2 separate regions of the Homo sapiens genome follow, and region 2 is linked to region 1. The links are chromatin loops, found by intact Hi-C in ENCODE. Cell type or tissue: endothelial cell of umbilical vein. All regions are shown on one strand. Each heading gives the region's core, and the rest is flanking DNA. Links, peaks and the distances in the headings are about the cores only.

What was found. Hi-C counts contacts between places; a loop is a spot of excess contacts. Peaks named below come from ENCODE experiments on the same cell type or tissue, not always from the same donor. Only the 100,000 strongest peaks of a DNase experiment are listed, where the experiment ranks them.
Region 2: a loop joins it to region 1, with 12 times the contacts of the local background. A loop is called at or near these places in 1 of 110 quality-filtered maps.

What each region holds. Positions count from the first base shown.
Region 1 is chr9:34,345,786-34,348,597 of GRCh38, forward strand. No RefSeq gene overlaps it. Among named protein-coding and RNA genes, the nearest start is that of NUDT2, 18 kb to the left of the region's middle. In endothelial cell of umbilical vein, for the core only: no CTCF peak of the experiment used is centred there; no DNase peak of the experiment used is centred there.
Region 2 is chr9:33,867,419-33,870,230 of GRCh38, forward strand. The region is part of intron 1 of UBE2R2 (ubiquitin conjugating enzyme E2 R2); the gene reads left to right. It also overlaps the pseudogene RNU4ATAC11P. Among named protein-coding and RNA genes, the nearest start is that of UBE2R2-AS1, 50 kb to the left of the region's middle. In endothelial cell of umbilical vein, for the core only: no CTCF peak of the experiment used is centred there; a DNase peak (open chromatin) is centred at 1,373.

The DNA.
Region 1 (2,812 bases), core at 197-2,696:
TTGGAAGTGAAGGGGCATTGGCAGAGGTCAGCCTGGATTACCAGGGTCAAGAACAGCCACCCCCAAAGGAAGAAAAGACAACTCGCCCAGGTCTTAAGCAGACTTCCAGATGTTTTTAGTCCCCAGTTCTCCATGCAGACAGGGCAAAAGTACTAGTGAACAGGATCTTGGAGCACAGCCAGGGGCCTGAATGGTTTTGTTCCTCACCCTCTGAGCAGCATTCTCTGAAGGAGGCCTGCTGCATGAAGTTTTTGGAGCTTAATGTTCTTTTTCCAGGCCAGCAGGGACCATATCACACTGATTTAATAAATGCCTGCTGGGCAGTAGTGCCAAACCACAGACGAGCTGCCTCCTAACAAGGGCTGGCCAGCTCCGCACTCTCAGAATGGGAGGCTGTGGAATCTCAAGTCTAAGACCTCATACATCAAAGTTGGAAGGGACCTGGAAAATGACCTGATTTGGCTGCTCATTTTTATTGCTGGGGAAATTGAGACTTAACAAGATAGATGGCCCTGGCAGTATCTATAGATGGGGTGCTTTGAAGAGGGGGTGCCAGAGGGAAGACTGCTTTAGAATATATATATATATATATATATATATATATATATATATATATATATATATATATATATATGTATGTATGTATATATAGCTTTGGAGTCATTCCTCTGGGCCTTACAGAGTGTTCCATTAAAATGTAGGTACTTTGGTGAAGAGGTCCCTCATAAGTTGTATTTTTTTTTTTTTTTTTTTTTTTTTTTTGAGAAGGAGTCTCACTCTGTCGCCCAGGCTGGAATGCAGTGGCACGATCTCGGCTCACTGCAATCTCCACCTCCCAGGTTCACGCCATTCTCCTGCCTCAGCCTCCTGAGTAGCTGGGACTACAGGCACCCGCCACCATGCCCAGCTAATTTTTTTTTTTTTTTGTATTTTTAGTAGAGATGGGGTTTCACCGTGTTAGCCAGGATGGTCTCAATCTCCTGACCTCGTGATCCACCCACCTCGGCCTCCCAAAGTGCTGGGATTGCAGGTGTGAGCCACCGCGCCCGGCTGTAAGTTGTATTCTTTGCAGGAATAACTGACAGTAGGGTGGGACTAAAGCATGTTATGGGAGGTGGATGAGGGTGGGAGAGAGAGGAGCTGAGATTAGGATGTGGCAGGTGAGTAGGCTTTGACAACATCACCACTTTGCTTTTGGCCAGTGGGGCTTGGGCAACCTGAACTCAGACCCCAGAGCGTTACAAAATCCAGCTCCCGTGCCCCACCACACCCCTCTCAACTGGCAGAGCAGCACTCTGCCGATGCTGCACTTTGGGTTAGGCCAGGCCTCAGGGAGACCTCAGCAGAGTTGTACCAGTTCAGGAGATGCTTCCATGTTGAAGTTTTCCTCCAGAGAATGGGGCTGGTCAGAACTAATCTAAAATTGGAGGAGAGCCCTGCCCCAGCCCCTCTGAGGGAGAGCTCTCCCCTGGGACCTCAGCCAGTTTACCAGCTCTTTGGCTGTCAGAGTCCCAGAGTTCTAGAGTCCAGTCTTTCCCAAGTTCTTTCGTTGTTGGTTTTTTTTTTTTTTTTTTCCCGAGAGATGGAGTTTCACTCTGTTGCCCAAGCTGGAGTGCAATGGCGCGGTCTCAGCTCACTGCAATCTCCACCTCCCGGGTTCAATCAATTCTCCTGCCTCAGCCCCCACCGAGTAGCTGGGATTACAGGCACTCACCACCGTGCCCAGCTAATTTGTGTATTTTTTAGTAGAGGCGGGGTTTCACCATGTTGGCCAGGCTGGTTTTGAACCCCTGACCTCAGGTGACCCGCCCGTCTTGGCCTCCCAAAGTGCTGGCCCAGGTTCTTTTTTTTGGTGGGAGGACAGAGTCTCTCTCTGTTCCCCAGGCTGGAGTGCAGTAGTGCAATCTCAGCTCACTGCAAGCTCCGCCTCCCATGGCCCAGGTTCTTTATGTAGAGTTTCAGTGGATTAAGTGAGCAGGGCAAGCAAAGAGATTGCTGATGTGGTCGTCTTTACACTCCACAGGAGTTTCCCTGGGGAATAAGCTTAGGGAATGGGGAGCTAGAAGAGCATCTTGCTCCATCATGGGGTTGGCTCCAGAGTGTAGCCTGTTGCTTCTTTTTACAGGGATCAGAAGAAAGATGACCAAGGTTGGGCATGTGGCATTGGCTCACACCTGTAATCCCAGCACTTTGGGAGGCAGAGGCAGGAGGATCACTTGAGCCCAGGAGTTAGAGACCAGCCTGGGCAATGTAGTGAGACTCCATCTCTAACAACAACAACAAAAAATTAGCCAGGCATGGTGGTGTGTACCTGTAGACCCAGCTACTCAGGAGACTGAGGAGGGGAGAATTGCTTAAGCCCAGGAGGGTGAGGCTGCAGTGAACCAAGATTGTGCCACTGCACTCCAGCCTGGGTGCTAGAGTGAGACCCTTATCTCAAAATTAATTAATTTTTTTTTTTTTTTTGAGACGGAGTCTTGCTCTGTCACCTAGGCTGGAGCGGAGTGGCGCAACCTCAACTCACTGCAGCCTCTGCCTCCCGGGTTCAAGTGATTCTTCTGCCTCAGCCTCCTGAGTAGCTGGGTCTACAGGTACACACCACCACACCCAGCTAATTTTTTTTTGTATTTTTAGTAGAGACAGGGTTTCACCATGTTAACCAGGATGGCCTCGATCACCTGACCTCGTGATGTGATCTGCCCGCCTCGGCCTCCCAAAATGCTGGGATTATAGGCGTGAGCCACCGTGCCCAACCAATTAATGTTTAAAAAAAAGGAAGAAGAAGAAAAATGACCAGTTCTTCCCAAGTTCT
Region 2 (2,812 bases), core at 199-2,698, 480 kb before region 1:
GTGAAAATATTTATTAAGGAGTGGACTTTTTGAACCTTAGGCTACATATATGTACAGGTGTAGTAAGATTGCCAGTTTTCTAAGCTGGTTGTACCTGTTCTGCATTCCTATAAGCGCTATATGAGAGTTATGGTAGTTTTGCATCTTTGCTAGTCTTTTTCATTTTAGGTATTTTGCTTTTAATTTGCATTTCCTTGATGACTAATGATGTTGAACACCATATTAACTGAATTTATTTACTGGCATTTAGATATCCTCTTTTGTGAAATGCCTGTTCAAGTCTTTTGCTCACTGCAAGCTCTGCTTCCTGGGTACACGCCATTCTCCTTCCTCAGCCTCCTGAATCCAAAATTAGCTGGGCATGGTGGTATGCGCCTGTACTCCCAGCTACTTGGGAGGCTGAGGCAGGAGAATTGCTTGAACCTGGGAGGTAGAGGCTACAGTGAGCTGAGATCGTGCCACGATACTCCAGCCTGGGTAACAGAGCAAGACAGGGCCTGCCAAGTGCCAGCCACCTCAGTGGAGGGTCAGTCAGGATGGTGGCCCCTGTCCTCTCAGCACCCTGTTCTTGTTCGGTGTCCAGGAAGAATCAGCTCACACGAACTGTTTGAAAGGTGATGAATGCAGAAGACTTTATTGAGCAGTGGGTGGCTCTCAGCGGAAAGGGAGGCTGGAAAGGGGATGGGAAGGTGATCTTTCCCTGAAGCTGGGCTGTCTCTGGCAGGCCCCTCTCCGAAGCCGCACTGTCTGAAGATAGCCGAATTTTTCCTATGCTCAGCTGCTTGTATCCTTGACACTCAGCCGCTTGTGTTGCTCTGCCAGCTGAAGTCTTTTTATGGGCACAGGATAGGGGCGGGGCAGGCCAAAAAGGCAACATTTGGGCTGAAAAATAGGGTCAGCTGTTTTCACTTAGGACAAACTTAAGGGTGGGGCTTAGCCAGGATCCCAGCCTTTCTGTCAGTTTGACCTTAAAACCTGCAGCACATTATATAGCCTTACTAGGGGGGATGTGTGTGTGTACACACACTTTTTTTTCCCACATACTATTATTGAACATTTTAAAGATTTGTAGTTGGCAGACTTTTGACACTTTGAGCAAGTTAATAAGAAAGCATGTTTTAACCACCCTTTTCTTGGGGTTGCGCTGCTGTCCAAGGATTGCATAACAAGGGCAGCACTGCTAATGCCTACACAACACTCCCGCCTCAGCTAGAGCTTTGCTTTACCTTGGTGCAATTTTTGGAAAAATGAAAACCTGCTCTACCCTCCCCCCAAAAAATATGTCTTGATTGCTTTTGCTGATGTTATGTTGGAAACATATCCTATGGCAGATGTGATCTGATGACGTAGCAGAAAAACTCAGCAGTGGGAATATCCTCATTTCACACTAAATCCAGGCACAAATCCAAATACAACAGTAACCACTACATTTGCCATCAGCTGAGCTATTACCAAGTACAATTGTATTTAGGACTAGGAAACTTTTTCACCTACTTAATAGTATGTTAATAAATAGGTAGCAGGAATAATTGGGATATATTTCATTATTCATATGTAATTGTTTTTTGGCCAGGCATGGTGGCTCACGCCTATAATCTCAGCACTTTGGGAGACTGGGGTGGGTGGATTGCTTGAGCTTGGGAGCTCAAGACCAGCCTGGGCAATATGGCAGAATCCTGTCTCTACTAAAAATGAAAAAAACTAGTTGGGTGTGGTGGTGCAGGCCTCTAGTCCTAGCTGCTTGGGAGGCTGAGGTAGGAGGATTGCTTGAGCCCGGGAGGTCGAGGCTGCAGTGAGCCCAGATTGTGCCACTGTACTCCCGCCAGGGCAAGAGACCCTGTCTCAAAACAAACAAAAACATGTAATTTTTTTTGTCATTGCTGAAATTCCATCTGAAAATAATTAGTAGGATAACAAAACTTATTTAATACTGCACATTGGGGGTTACCTAAATTTTGCTCCAAGTCAGTTTATACTTGGTTTTACATAGTTACATATACAATGTTTTATTTATTTATTTATTTATTTATTTATTTATTTATTTTGAGACAGAGTTTCGCTCTTGTTGCCCAGGCTGGAGTGTAATGGTGCAGTCTCAGCTCACTGCAATCTCTGAGGCCTCCCGGGTTCAAGTGATTCTCCTGTTTCAGCCTCCCTAGTAGCTGGAATTACAGGTGCCCACCACCACACCCGGCTAATTTTGTATATTTAGTAGAGACGGGGTTTTCACCATGTTGGCCAGGCTCGTCTGGAACTCCTGACCTCAGGTGATCTGCCCACCTCAGCCTCCCAAAGTGCTGGGATTACAGGTGTGAGCCACCGTGCCTGGCCGGGACATAATGTTTTTTAATGACTTTTTGCTTATGCATTTTAGGGTACATCTTTGCCTAGATATTTTTTATTTTTAAATTATTTTTTGTTTTGTTTTTGTTTTTTTATTTTTTTGAGATGGAGTTTCGCTCTTGTTGCCCAGGCTGGAGTGCAATGGCGCGATCTCGGCTCACCGAAACATCCGCCTCCTGGGTTCAAGCGATTCTCCTGCCTCAGTCTCCTGAGTAGCTGGGATTACAGGAATGTGCTACCACACCCAGCTAATTTTTGTATTTTTAGTAGAGACTAGGTTTCACTATATTGGTCAGTCTGGTCTTGAAGTCCTGACCTCGTGATCCACCCGCCTTGGCCTTCCAAAGTGCTGAGATTACAGGCATGAGCCACTGTGCCCAGCCTTATTTTTATTTTTTTGAGATCGAATCTCGCTTTGTCACCTAGGCTGGAGTGCAGTGGCACACTCTCGGCTCATTGCCACCTCTGC